Linked DNA regions of Homo sapiens: region 2 is linked to region 1. Evidence: chromatin contacts called from ENCODE Hi-C or POLR2A ChIA-PET data. All regions are on one chromosome and are shown on one strand. Each heading gives the region's core, a stretch centred on a gene start or an enhancer-like site at or near the end of the contact. The rest is flanking DNA. Distances are from core to core; before and after follow the strand shown. Region 1 holds the start of VMA22 (vacuolar ATPase assembly factor VMA22). Region 2 has its middle 11 kb from the start of ARHGEF4.

Evidence for each region. A loop is a pair of places that touch in the nucleus more often than their neighbours do. ChIA-PET counts read pairs that join two places held with the same protein, here RNA polymerase II (POLR2A). Pooled maps may share reads with other maps.
Region 2: a pooled map shows a loop between it and region 1 (9-fold over the local background). The contact joins the enhancer-like site here to the promoter of VMA22 in region 1. A Hi-C loop is called at or near these places in 9 of 50 pooled maps. POLR2A ChIA-PET finds 5 or more read pairs at or near these places in 2 of 52 experiments (CD4-positive, alpha-beta T cell and activated CD4-positive, alpha-beta T cell).

The regions. Positions count from the first base shown.
Region 1 is chr2:130,339,082-130,345,192 of GRCh38, forward strand. VMA22 (vacuolar ATPase assembly factor VMA22) reads right to left here and starts at 3,083. Exons shown (of 5, transcript NM_032357.4): 1 at 2,934-3,083; 2 at 2,760-2,863; 3 at 2,586-2,668; 4 at 1,827-1,958; 5 at 1-151. The coding sequence starts at 3,044. The coding sequence ends at 39. IMP4 (IMP U3 small nucleolar ribonucleoprotein 4) reads left to right here and starts at 3,816. Exons shown (of 9, transcript NM_033416.3): 1 at 3,816-3,854; 2 at 4,005-4,113; 3 at 5,548-5,631. The coding sequence starts at 3,852. RefSeq lists enhancers at 2,999-3,548, 3,679-3,848.
Region 2 is chr2:130,822,632-130,829,593 of GRCh38, forward strand. No RefSeq gene overlaps it. Among named protein-coding and RNA genes, the nearest start is that of ARHGEF4, 11 kb to the right of the region's middle. RefSeq lists enhancers at 751-1,326, 1,327-1,904, 1,667-1,716, 1,877-2,036, 3,059-3,634 and 2 more. Within about 2 kb of position 2,185, at least 3 of the 41 ENCODE cell types and tissues checked have a DNase peak (open chromatin) inside an H3K27ac peak, as active enhancers do.

The DNA of each region.
Region 1 (6,111 bases), core at 1,833-4,332:
AACAGCTGTGCTCGCTGCCCTGCCTCTTTGCGCGCATGTCAGGCAGCCCCAGGCTCCAGCTGCTTGAGTTTCTCTTGGAGTCCCCGGAGCTGGCTTCGACCCCAGTCAATGCGGTTCTGGAGGCTGGCTATGTCTGCGGCCAGCTGCAGGCCTGGAGGAAAGGAGAGAAGGTCACCATGGTATCTGTAGTGTAACACACGACCCAGGAGGATCTGGATATCCCCAGAAATTGGAAAGGCTTCAGGCCTCTCTGCCCCCCACACTTGTCCCAAAACATTCCAGGTACGGCCCTGCATTGGCTGCTCCAGAACCTCTGAGGCCTTACACCTCCTTCAGGTCTTTGCTAAAATGTCACCTCCTTAGACTTCCTGGACCCATTATATCACCCACCAGGAACTAAAAATTCACAGATAGTAATACCATTTCATGCCCTCATTTCCTTCCTTCCCCCATTATTACAGCATCTCTCTGCCCTCACCTGCTCTCCCTCCACTTCTTTTCTCTGTTAGTCCACACTCTGGATCCACCTCTAGATGGCTTTTGCTGATGTCTCTGCTGGAACAGCTGCTGCCCAGTCCTCCGGGCAGCTCTCGTCTTCGGCCTCCTGTTCAGCAGCAGGGCTGACCACACATTGGATCACTCGCTCCAGGAAACACTTTCTCTTCTTGGCCTCCAGGACACCTGCCCCCAGGTGTTGCTCCTCAGTTTCCTTGACTGGCTTCTCCCCTCTTCTCCCTCACCTCCCGTCCATACTCCCCAGGCCCTCTGCTGATCTCATCCTATCTCAGCTTTAAACCAGTGTTTGTGTCAAAAACTTTGGAATTTAAACACCAGTGCTATGCAGTGGACTCCCAAATCTCTCTCCAGCCCAGGCCTCTCCCAAACTCCAGATACATGTGCCCAAGTGCCCACTCAGACTCTCCAGCAGGGCGTCGGTGGATACCACACAGACCACACCAACTCCTGCCTTCTGGAATCCTCTCAGCTGCCCACAGCAGGTGAGGGTCGCTCCATCCTCCCAGGGGTTCTGGGTGGAGACCGCAGGCTCTCCTGGACTCCTTTCCTTCCCTTACTCCCATATCTTATCTGTCAGCAAATTCTGGGGCTTCTATTCTTAAAACCTGTGCAGGTTCCCACCACTTACCTCCTCCTCCAGTGACGCTATCTGCTTCTCACACTGGCTGCTCCCTGACACCTACTTCCTCCCTCTGCTCTGTGTCCCCGCCCAGCACCCAAGCATTCCTGTGACCCTGTACAGCCAGTTGCACCATCCTCTGCTCAGAGCCTCTCTGTGGGTCCCACAGTCTTCATCAGGGCTTACATCACCTGACTCCACTCTAGGCCACCGGCCTCGGCACATACCAGATATATCTGGCTTCAGGGCTTTTGTCCTGGCTGGTTCCTCCATCTAGAGCACTGTTCCCCAAAATCACCCACAAAGCTTTTCCTTCACCTCCTCAGAGAGACCTCCCCTGGCCCACTCCTGTCCCACTCCATTATGTGTTTTTCATAACAATTTTCACAGCCTGACTTATGTTAAGGGCCTACTTATTTGCACGTTGCCTTTGTCTGCTTCTAAACATTACATGAAAAGTGTTTGTCTCTTTTGTTCCCTGCTGTATCCCCAGCAGCTAGCATGAACCCGAATGCTGCCAACAACCAGTAAATGCTTTTGGAAAAAATAATGGGTGTACAACGGAAGTTTGGATGGAGGAAAACCTGCAAAGCCTTTCACAGACTAACCCCAGCCATGGCAGCAGTGCTCAAGTGTTCCCTGTGGATAGAGGGTCTGAGGGCCACAGAGCCAAACAACACGGTCCACTCACCATCCCGGAAGCTTGCTTGAGCCTGACGTAGACTGTGAGGAACTAGGATTCCAAACCAGTTCAGGGGGTCCTGAGGGGCCTCAGAGGACTCCGGTTCTGGGGTCTTAGTGGGGCCCTTGCGCCTCCGCAGACCTGAGGAAAGAAAGGTTGGAGGAGGCTGGGATCTTACTCCCTGACCTTTATCATCTTGGTGACAATGTTGAGCTTGATCTGAGCTCATGATTCTATAAAACACTGTTGGTTGGAAAATTCCAACTTTGGGGTTCCAGGAAACAGCTTACCACAAAACACAGCCTTTCCCCTTGTGATTCAGATGAGACTGTTTGTCCACTCTTTCCCGTGACTCCTGTAAGACCCACTGATGACCCTGTTTGCCTGTGACACTGATCTTACCCATTGTACCTGAACATGCCAACAGACCAGACATAGACGTTCCAACTCCCCATTCTTTGTCTCAGGATGATTAACTGGGATTAGAAGTTTGTCCCTCTGAAACTAGCTAGACACACAGATAAATATTTTCTGTTCAGCTGACTGAAATGTATGTGATTGTAAATCTATTCCCAGTGTAAAGCAACTCACCAACAATTTCTCTACTTCCTATAAAAGTCTAAGGCAAAACCACCCTACAAAAACATTCTGTTCTTCTGCTCTGGGATGCTCTCTCTTATCGCAAAAACCTAATTTAAATCATCTCCATAATTTGCATTTTGTCTTTGACACTGGGAAGGGGTTCTGCAGAAGGAAGAGGGGGCTCACCTGCTTCGCGAGGCCCCACCTCCTCTGGGGCGTGGACACCAGCTCTCACCACCTTGAACTTCTGGAGTCCCTCCTGGGCCTCGCTGAAGGACGAGAAGGGAGGATGGAGCTTTGGCAGCCCGGGCCTAGAACGCGCCCGCCCGCCCACCCAGCCCAGCATGGAAGCTTCCTCACCTGGCGTGGAGGCAGACCTGGGGCTCCATGTGGGAAGCATACTGCAGGGGCCCTACCGACTTGGCGCCCATCGCGTAGCGAGCCTTGGCGAGCGAGAGCCAGCCCTGCAGGGAGAGGAAAGCGGTGAGACTCAGTTTACGCCCGTGTACCCTCCTGCCCGCCCCAGGCGCCTACCTCCTCCACCCGGGCGTTCAACACCGTTCGTTTCCCCTCCAGCTCCTCCAGGTCCCCAAGCAGCTGCAGGACCAGCGAATCCAGCTCCGCTCGCAGGTCAAGCGCCGCCATGGACACACCTCCAGATCTGGAGCCACCTTCTTCCTTGTCACCCTCCGCAGTTTGGCAGGACAGCCAATAGGCACACGAGATCCTCCATCAAGGGGCGTTCCCATCTGGGGATCCCCACGCCGGCAGCACCAAGGCCTCTGGGTCAGCTTCTTTAAGGGCAAGCGCCCTTAGAGAAGCAGCACGGAAGCAACCAATCAACTGGTTTCTCCAATTAGCCCCCAAGTGGATCAGCCTGCTGAACTGTCGGCTAGGGTTATAGGTGGTTCTGAGTCCTTCCGGAAGCTGCCGAATCTTAGAAGTCGCGCCACTGTTGTGGCGATGGAAGAAGGCGAAGCTCTACAGAAACCATTTTGGTTGAGGGAAGAGTGGTTTTAAAGTTAATTTGGAAAGGAGCCGGCAAGCAACCTTCAGTCGGTGTGCGGTTTTTACAGTTGAACTGTTTCCAGCCGCTAATTATGATTGTTTTAGCGGTTCGTCATCTGAAAACTGCATTCTGCACGGCGGTGGTGGGGGGAGGACGAGGATGGAGAAGCCTGGGCGGACATATTTATTAGCTGCGGTCCTAAGTCACGTGTGACATTCTGTATCCAGTCTATCGGTTATCCCAAGGAGAACGCCCTGCCGGAATGGCCAATCGCCTTGAGATGTCCCCGCCCTATTCGCCATCTTAACATAGGGCATTCCCCACAGCTGCAGGCACCAGTGAAGCGTCTAAGGGACCATCTTGGTTGAGGGCGGAAGTGAGGACTGTGTCGCGCTGGAGGAGCCCACAGATTCTCCCGGACCCACGTGGAAGCGGCACTCAAGATGGTAGGAGAATGAGCTCCTGTTTCGGAGGTCCGGGGCGCGTGAAGTGCTGGGGATGTGGCTCTGGGGACTTGGAGGCTCAGCGGCTCCGGGGCTCCGGGGTTCCGGGGCTCGGGAGCGAGTAGTGAGTGACTGGGCCTGCTGTTCCCACAGCTGCGCCGCGAGGCCCGCCTGCGCCGCGAGTACCTGTACCGCAAGGCCCGGGAGGAGGCGCAGCGCTCAGCCCAGGAGAGGAAGGAGCGGCTGCGGCGCGCGCTGGAAGGTAAGGCATCGGCCCCGCGGGCGTCTGCGTGGTAAACCACCCCGGCACGCATTTGTGTTCGAATATCCGAGCGTCTTTCCAAATGCTTGCCGGCCGTTTTCCTTGCCCATTGGGTTCTCCTGTTGGTTTTGAGAGTGTTTCTTCCGTGTGATGGTATTAATTACTTGTCACTGACGTTGCAGTACCCGGGTTTTGCAGCTTGCCCGCTGTGTGCAGTGTGTCAAGTTCGTCCCAAGTTTTAAAGACTTTATCTTGTCCTGTAGAAATTCTCTTTAGAGCGGTGGCTCACTGCTGTAATCCCAGCACTTTGGGAGGCCGAGGCGGGCGGATCATGAGGTCAGGAGTTCGAGCCTGACCAACATGGTGAAATCTCGTCTCTACTAAACATACAAAAATTAGCCGGCCGTGGTGGCACGCGCCTGTAATCCCAGCTACTCAGGAGGCTGAGGCAGGAGAATCGCTTGAACCCGGGAGGCGGAGGTTGCAGTGAGCCGAGATCCTGCCACTGCACTCCAGCCTGGGCAAAAAAGCAAGACTCCGTCTCAAAAAAAAAAAAAAAAAGAAATTCTCTCTAAAGACTATCTGGATAGCGCTGGTGCTGCAGACTGCGCTGCCCATCCTCCCTGCAGGAGTTCCTCTGAGCTCCGTGGGGAACAGTGCTGGCCCCGAGTGCGCACCTGGAGCGCTGTGCTCTGCGGTAGGCAGCCTGTGGTCCAGGGCCCGCTGAAGCCATGCCTTCGAAGCGCTGTGGGCATCGTGACCAACGGTTTTGCTGTCTGAGAGCTTAAAGGTCTCTGGTCCACCATCATACGTACAGAACAGTCTATATTTCTTTTCAAAAGTAATTTTTAAGGCCGAGCGCTGTGGCTCACGCCTGTAATCCCAGCACTTTGGGAGGCCGAAGCGGGTGGATCACGAGGTCAGGAGATCGAGACCATCCTGGCTAACACGGTGAAACCCCGTCTCTACTAAAAATATAAAAAATTAGCCGGGCGCCGTGGCGGGCTCCTGTAGTCCCAGCTACTCGCCAGCCTGAGGCAGGAGAATGGCGTGAACCCAGGAAGCGGAGCTTGCAGTGAGCCGAGATGGCACCACTGCACTGCTCTGCCTGGGTGACAGAGCGAGACTCCGTCTCAAAAAAAAAAAAAATCGATGTTTAGATTTCTACCTGATTATAAAAGCAATACAGTACATTAAGATATTTTAGAAAGTCCTCAAGTCATGAGACTAAAGAAAATGAAGTCCTAGTAACCACTGTTTATGGGGGTTGGCCTGTAGAAAGTTTTGTCACCTCTATCCATGCTTTATCCAAGCTCAGAAAGGGCTGAGGTATTTTTATTTCAAGCATGTGCAGGCTAATAAGCTGTGGTGTATTGGATGAGCTGAGGTCTCCATGCTTGTGACTCACTCAGCCCCTCTCTCTTCCCTCTGCAGAAAACCGCCTGATTCCCACTGAGTTACGCCGAGAGGCTCTGGCCTTACAGGGGTCCCTGGAGTTTGATGATGCTGGAGGTGAAGGTAACTATACAAGGTAGCCCTCCCCAACACTGAGCTGGCAGGTCTCCAGTCCTTCCTCAGACACACCGGGCACCATCCCATCAGAGGAAACTGCTCCTGGAACTGTCCCCCATGCCCTTGTCACTGCACAGATGGCATTGCAGGGCTCTCCCTGAGTGTGCCCTGTCCCACTTACATGGCACACATGGGAGTGCCTCACTGACTCTGCACCTGGCTTGTTAATTACCTCCCCCACTGGAGTGCCTGCTGGGGAAAGACAGTGTCCCTCACACATTATTGGTGCCCATACGTTTATTCACTGCATTATTCAAGAAACAAGAAAGGAATCCCAAACATTATAGATATTTGTTACGAGGGAAAAGAGTTTGTCACCGTTGGCCTTAGCAGAGTGTGGATTTCGTTGTGTAATGGAGTAGCTGCTTAGCCCCATGTGACTAATATAGCTTAAGCAAACTACAATTAAACAAAAGATTCTGTTTC
Region 2 (6,962 bases), core at 935-3,434, 480 kb after region 1:
CAGGCACCCTGGTCCCAGCACACTCAGTTGGCATCTGAGGTCCCAGTGTAATAACTTGCACCTTCCACAGTGTCCTGGGTTCAGGTGATGAGGCGTGTGCACCCCTGCCTGTGAGTGTGTGCGCACTCTAATGCAGCCCACCCATCTGAGCAGGGCCCCGCCCTTGGCAAGCCCTGGCTTCCAGTGGTGGCTCAGACTCCAACTGGAGGAAAGCCATCTACACCGAGGGGTCTCAGCCACAGCCATGGGTGCCCTCGGCCTGCATGCCCTGCTGGTCTGTCAGCGTCCAGGCCCCAGTGGGATGCCAGCTGACACTGTAGGACCCTGACCTACCTGGGCTGTGTTGCTCTGAGGAGCAGCCTCCGCTCCACCCCAGGGCAGCTTTCTTCTTCCTCCGGCACCTTCAGGCCTCAGCTCAGGGTGGGCCTGGCCCACCTGCCTATCCAAGGAGATGAAGATGTGTCCTCCCGGCTGGACGGTGTTCTTGGGTGTCTGCCCCGTGAGGCACTGCTGGACCTGTGGGGCAGGCACGCAGAGTTTGGGGGTGGGATTGAGGAAGGGATTTACTCTCAGGGGCAGGGAGAGGCTAGGAAGGGATGGCCAATCTGGCTCCTGTGGACAGTTGGTACCCTTGGAATCTGTCTGCTGGGGAGGGTGTGGAATCCCTGGAGGCTGCAGCTGCCAATGAGGATGAGAGTAGCAGGTGGCTGTGGGGCAGCCCTGAAAGCCACCAGCCAACACTTGGGCAGGATTTGCTGACAGACAGCCTGGGGCAGGCTTTGGGTGGACAGACCACTAGGGCTGCCCTCCCCTGGAAGACACTGGGGTCTGGCTGCGAGGGAGCAGAGAAAACCCCCTTGGTGGCCCCTCTGGCTCTGAGCTTCCTGTGCAGGGGCCAGAATTCCTCCTGCTGGGTCATGGAGTTGTCACCACATTTCCAGGTGACATCTGTGTGGGGAGCTAGGCCGGCCTCTCCTTAGCTCTGTCTTCCTTTGCCAGGTCTGTGCCGCCTGCCTCTCACTGTGATGCTCCCAGTGCCTGAGCTGGTGTCACTCCCCTTGGTCTCTAGCACCACATTATGAGCCTTTGGGGTCACCCTGGGCCCGGGGAAGTCCTGGCTCTGCCATTTCCTGGATTTGCGGACTTAATACACCTGGGACGGTACATCTGGGGAGGATGGCCAAGAGAGCAGCCAGCGCTGTCAGGCCCGGAGTCCCTGCTTCACGTTTGCTCACTCACAACGCCCATTCAATCCCCCCGTTCCCCAAGGGACCTTCTGAGACCATGTGGGAGGCCTGTGGTCCCAGATCCCAGGTGAGGGGGACTTACAGTCACAACCACAGGCTGGCCCTGGCCCTGCAGTCCCCGCCTGCCCAGCATGTTCCTGTAGTCGGGCGGGGACATGCCCTGGGCCTTTCCTCCAACCACTCAGTCCCAGCTGCACTCCCCCATGGCCACACACAGCCACACTGGGCCTCAGTGACCTGGCTGACCCCCAAGAGATCCCCATGACTGCCCCCTCTTGGATTCAGCAAACACCTCTCTTCATGCAGTTTGAATCCTGACACTTTGGAGGGGGTAATTTCTGAGCCTCTGTGGCCTCATCTGTGAAATGGGCCACTGAAGCAGGTGAAGTGCTACTCCGTCCCTGGCCTACAGTGGGAACCCACGCATCTGGGCCCCTGGAGAGCAGCCGTCACAGGGTCAGCCAGCGCCTAGCTGTCCCAGCTCAGTGCACTCTGCGGCCAGCACCCCACGCTGCCCAAAGGGCCTGCACACACACATAGAACAGGACATCCCAGGCAGCTACAGCCCATCCACCAGGACTGTTTCTTCAGTGAAAACCAAAGGTTCTTGTGAACTCACACACATCTGCTAAACTGCTTCCTATTTTGAAAATTGTGATGTTTCATGTGGAAGATAATTGATTCACAATGACGTAAACACACACTGTGGGGAAACCCCTGAATCTCTTTTGTTTCCTGCTGCCTGTGGGAGATGAGTCACCAAGAGGCAAAGGCTCTCAAGTGCCCCTCGTGGGATGGGTCTCATTCAGTCTTTTTGTTTTGCTTGAGCTCTGAGGTTTTGTATGTAAGCAGGAGTGATTCACACACACACACACACACACACACACACACACATGCATGCATGCACTGTGCCCTCTGTAAAGGCGTCTCACACAGGCACACAATCGCAGTGGCCAGGAGCCAGGCACCGCGGGTCTGCGAACTGATTTCTCCCTGCATATCCCATTGTTCAGAGCTTCCTTGGCCTGGGTCCCAAGCACAGGGACCCAGTGTCCATCCCACAGGCTGGCATAGGTCACAGGATGAAGCTTCTCCGGGTGCAATGTTCAGGGGTCACCTTGTGGTGGGTGGGCCATGCTGCAGGGCTGCCTGCCCATCCCCTGCCCAGGTTTTGCACCAAAGCACTGAGCTCTGGCTCAGCCTGCAGCCTATCCTACAAGGGAGATGGGGCTGGGACCCCCATCCCACAAAGGCTGGCCCAGCACAAGCCTTTCGCTGGGGTCTGAGAGAAATCCTGGAGGTTTCTGAGGGGTCCTCACCTCCTCCCCACAGGCAGGCTCCTCAGCCCCTTTTTCAGAAAGCGGGTATGTGTGGGCACCAGGCCTAGCATGCAGGACACTGCCCCGCTGCAGTGTCCCCCTCAAAAGACGCCCTCCCTCATGCTGTCTGCCCATCAAAGGAGCCCTCGCCCACCCCGAGTGGCCTCACCTTGAAACACAGACAGGTGGGGCCAGGGTCAGGCAGGGCCACCCCCCGAGAACCAATGCTCCCCTTCAGAGCCAGGCCTGCCCCTGAGATGGGACACAGAATTCACAGAATCCACAGCCTGGGCAGGCCCACAGTGCAGGGTGAGTCTGCAGCTCAGAGAACTGGGCTTCTGGCTCTGAATCACTCTTCCTTCGACTACACCTGGCCGTCTCCTGCCTCTCACCCAGGAGGGAGAAGGTCCTGCCGTGGGAACAAGGCTGCAGGCCTGCAAACCTGTTCCACCCCAATGGGGTGCTTCTCTCAGGCCCCAGAGCCCCCAGTCAGTCCCCTATTCAGAGCGTGCAGCCCCTGGCCTAGGCCTGGGGTAAAAGCCATTTGTTGCCTAGTGAGGGTGCAAGGCGGGCATCCCTGCCATGTTTTATGGTCCTTTCTTTCCTGCTGCCCGCTCCTGCCTCCACCCCTTTCTCCCCTGGGAACACACTCCCCCCATCTGCTGCACACAAAAGCCCATTCTGGCCTCTTGCTTTGAGACCAGCGTCACCCTGGAGACTGGCGCCTTCCGGCCCAGCCATCCTCTCCCCGCCCCAGCCTGGCCCTGGCTCCCAGGCTGGCCTGCTGCCCCCGTGTCCCCCTTTAGGGTCCTCTCCCGTGAGCCGGGAGTCTGAGGTGCTCTCGGTCTCTCCTCGGGGGCCCTGCCCCACGGGTCAGGCTCCACTTCTGTTGCTGCCGCACCCTGGAAGCCCCCAGGACCGCTCCACACTCGCCATCACCCTGGCTTTGTGTCACAACCTGCGTGGCGCAGGTGCAGGATGCACCAGCATGGATGACATGTCACTCTCCCTGGAGGAACCCGCTTGGCAGGGGTAGCTGATAACTTAGGGCCAGCGCAGACACAGAACTGTGCGAAATGACGCTGATGTCGCAGTGATGCGAGCCGCATGTTCCTCGCCTCACCTGCTCACTTTCTGAGCCTCACTGCAGCGACAGGAGGCAGGAAGCACCCCCAACCCCCGGTTTTAATAAATCCTCCTGCCATTATCACGCCCATCGGAGGGCTGCTGGGCGAGGCCAAGGATTCTGGATGGGAAGAAGATGGTGGAGCAGGTCCCTGGGAGAAGCCCAGGGCCAGTCATGAGCTGGGACGATCCCGCATGGTCAGCAGCAGGTCCCACTTCCTCGTACTGGTGCCACTTATCATTAAAGCAATAATGAGTGAATGCAGACACACAAAGGTGTGTGCAGGGAAGAGCCTCTCCCCAGAGGTGGCCACTGGCAGCAAGTTGGGTGTCAAAGCTGACTGTCTTCCGTGATCAGACGAGATCGGTCGTGTTCAGGGTGGTATGGTCGTAGACAAAGCTGACTGCCATTAACTCTTTCATCAACACTCACTCCGGCCAGGCCGTGAGGAGGGGCTGAATTGGGCCACTGCAGCTCCTGCCGCAGCCCCCACACACGTTCACCTGGTTGGGCTCACAGCAGCCCAGAAGGCAGGTACATGGCTGCCCTGTTTTACAGGTGAGTAAACAGAGGCACAGAAGGGTCAGTCACTTTCCTTGAGCCCCACAGCCAGCTCTGGCCAGGCCTCAGAGCCCACATCCCTTAGTGCCCCTGTGGCCAGCTCCTTTCTGCACCCAAGGGACCCCACACCTGAGGGACCCCACCCAGCCGGGGAGTCCTGCTGTCACTGACTCCTCCTCATGTGCAGACCTTGACTCAAAGGCTAGCTCCCAGGAACACATCCTCACCTGTCCACCCTTGGCTGTGGTCCTCTCTCCTTGCTAAAAGTCACCTTTGACCCAGACATCCCGCAGCAGCCCCTGCTCCAGGAGCTGGGGCAGAAAGCAGGGTATTCCCAGCCTGACTGATCAGTAGGAGGGGCAGGGAAGGCTGAGGGAAAGGGTCCTGCACACCAGACTACTGCAGACCCCATCTCCCACCCGCCGCAGGCAGCCCCCAAAGAGGCACATCTCCCTCAGCTGAGCCCCCAGGGTCCTTCCTGCAGCCCTGGCACGCCCACAACCCTTCCCTACCAGGCCTGTGCTTGTCCTTCGTGGCTCCTCCTCCACTGTCCTGACCCCCGATGACTTCTCTGGGTAGGGGATAAGGGTGGAGGCAAAGATGTGGGGGCTCCCTGAGATGCCCCCGCTCTGCTCCTCGCTGGGGGCTTCCCACAGCAAAGACAGAAAAGAAGGTCCCCATTGTTCCCAAATAAAGACTCTGCTGGTTCTTTCTTTTTCCTCCTTTCTTCTTTTGCATTCCTTTTTTTCTTTCCCTTTGAACAGTCTGCGGTGTTGGCCAGAGACTTCGGATGCTTTTCTTTTCCCTGCCCCGAGCATGGTTCGTGAGTCATGACCTCAGGGAGCTGCATAGAGGCTGGTTTGAGGTTTTTTCAGGCTTGGGGAGAGGTGGGAGAGGAATGTGTATTAATGCGCCGAGCTGGTTGTGCTGGTGCTGAGTCCTCTACTTCTCTGGGTTCAAGATGCCCAACTTCACCCTCCTTGCAGCCAGCCCTGCCCAAGGGAGCTAGAGCATGGCCTCCTCTGGACATGGCTTCCCAGCCCTTTGGGAAGTGCGGTCGTCCCTGCTGCAGGGCCCCAGTGACCGTGTCTGTGTGGGTGTGGCACGGTTGGTGCTCTCCTGCCCAAAACCCCTGAGCCTGCAATTCTACCCAGAGCCACATTCCCGGGGGGCAGGCACTGCTCCTGTGCTCTCAAATGTGACCTCCTGCCCAGAAGGAAGACACACCAAGTTCCTCAGCAGAAGCAAGTTTGACCGAAGGTGGGTGTGTGAAGGCCTCAGAGGCAGAGCTTCCAGCTGCCCATCACCAGGATGCCTTGGAGGCTCGGAGCTGGATTGGCTCAGGATGCACAGAGCCATCACTTCCTAGAAATCTGGAAATGCCAAGTGTGCAGGCCAGGCAGTTGGGGAAGGGGGTATGTCCTGCACGTGTGTGCACACTGTGTGCATCTGTGTCACTTCGAGCATCTGTGGGGGCAGGCCACCTCCTCTAGAAAGGCCTCTGGGCCCCTGCAGGGTGTTTGCCTCCCGTTTGACCGGGAGCCCTCTGAGGGAACAGCAGATGTGGCTCCTGTTTATTCAGGGGTTGGCTTGAATATTTGTCCGCCAAAGGGCCTGATTCAGAACATGTCTGATAATGGAGTGGGAGGCCTCCATTGTGCCAGGGGAGGTGCCCAGGCCCAGGGAGCTCAGCCTGTCATTTGGGTGTGTTTTCAGACAATGACGCCCACCTGGGGGTCAGGTGATGGATGATTCAGAGTCCAGAGTGCTAGCCATTGCACCATGGGACCCCTTCTGGTCAGGTGATGATTGAGGCAGCGGGGGCTGGGATCTGTGCAGGGCTGATGGGGCAGTGTGGGAGTTGGCTGCTGCTGCTGCAGGCCTCTGTGCCTCGGTGGGTCAGGTTGAGGGGCTTGTTCAGCTGTCTGCATCCAAAAGACACGTTCCTAGGCAGCACTTGTAAGACACTTTCAAAGAGCACTTGCAAGATGGATTCAAGTGTTTCTCTGATGCAGCTCCTTCCACCTCCTGGCACCAGCCTTCCCCGTGCCCATGGTGGCACCTGCTCCTCCTAAACCTGGTTTCTGAGGACTTGTGAGCTCTGAGGCCTCCTCTGTGGCAGGTGGGGCCTCATTTCAGATGGCCTTGCTTATTGCAGGAGCGAGAGTGCGGCTCCTGGTGCTCCCTGACGTCAGCGTCCACCTGCCCTGCAGCCTCGGGCCAGGGACAGACGCGGGGCCTGCACATCCATGACTCAGGCCTATCCCACACCCAGGAAGCCCAGCCCTTTGAGAGGCAGCTGAGTCAGTGCAGGGTGGGGTGCAGGGCTCTTGTGGACCAAAACAGAGGGTCCCTCCTCAGGGCAGGCAAAGCCCCATCTGGGGGCGGGGCCTAGAGCTGAGCCTGGAGGCTGAGCAGGGGCTTGCTTTGACACAGCGGAGCAGGGGTGGGAGGGGGCAAACAACATTCCAGGAGCAGAGAACAGTGAGGTCAGTGTGGCATCCCACAGCAGTGAGTACCGTCAGAGGGGCAAGAATCGGGGCCATGTGCATGGGGCATGTCAGTCCGGAGGGGACCCCAAGGCTCCTAAGGCCTAGCTCACATCAAATCCTCCTGTGTGCTCTGCCTGGACACAGGGCGAGGCTCACAGGCCTTCCACACAGCCACCGGGCCCCCAGCCCCACACACTTCCTGATCCCTATCCCCAAT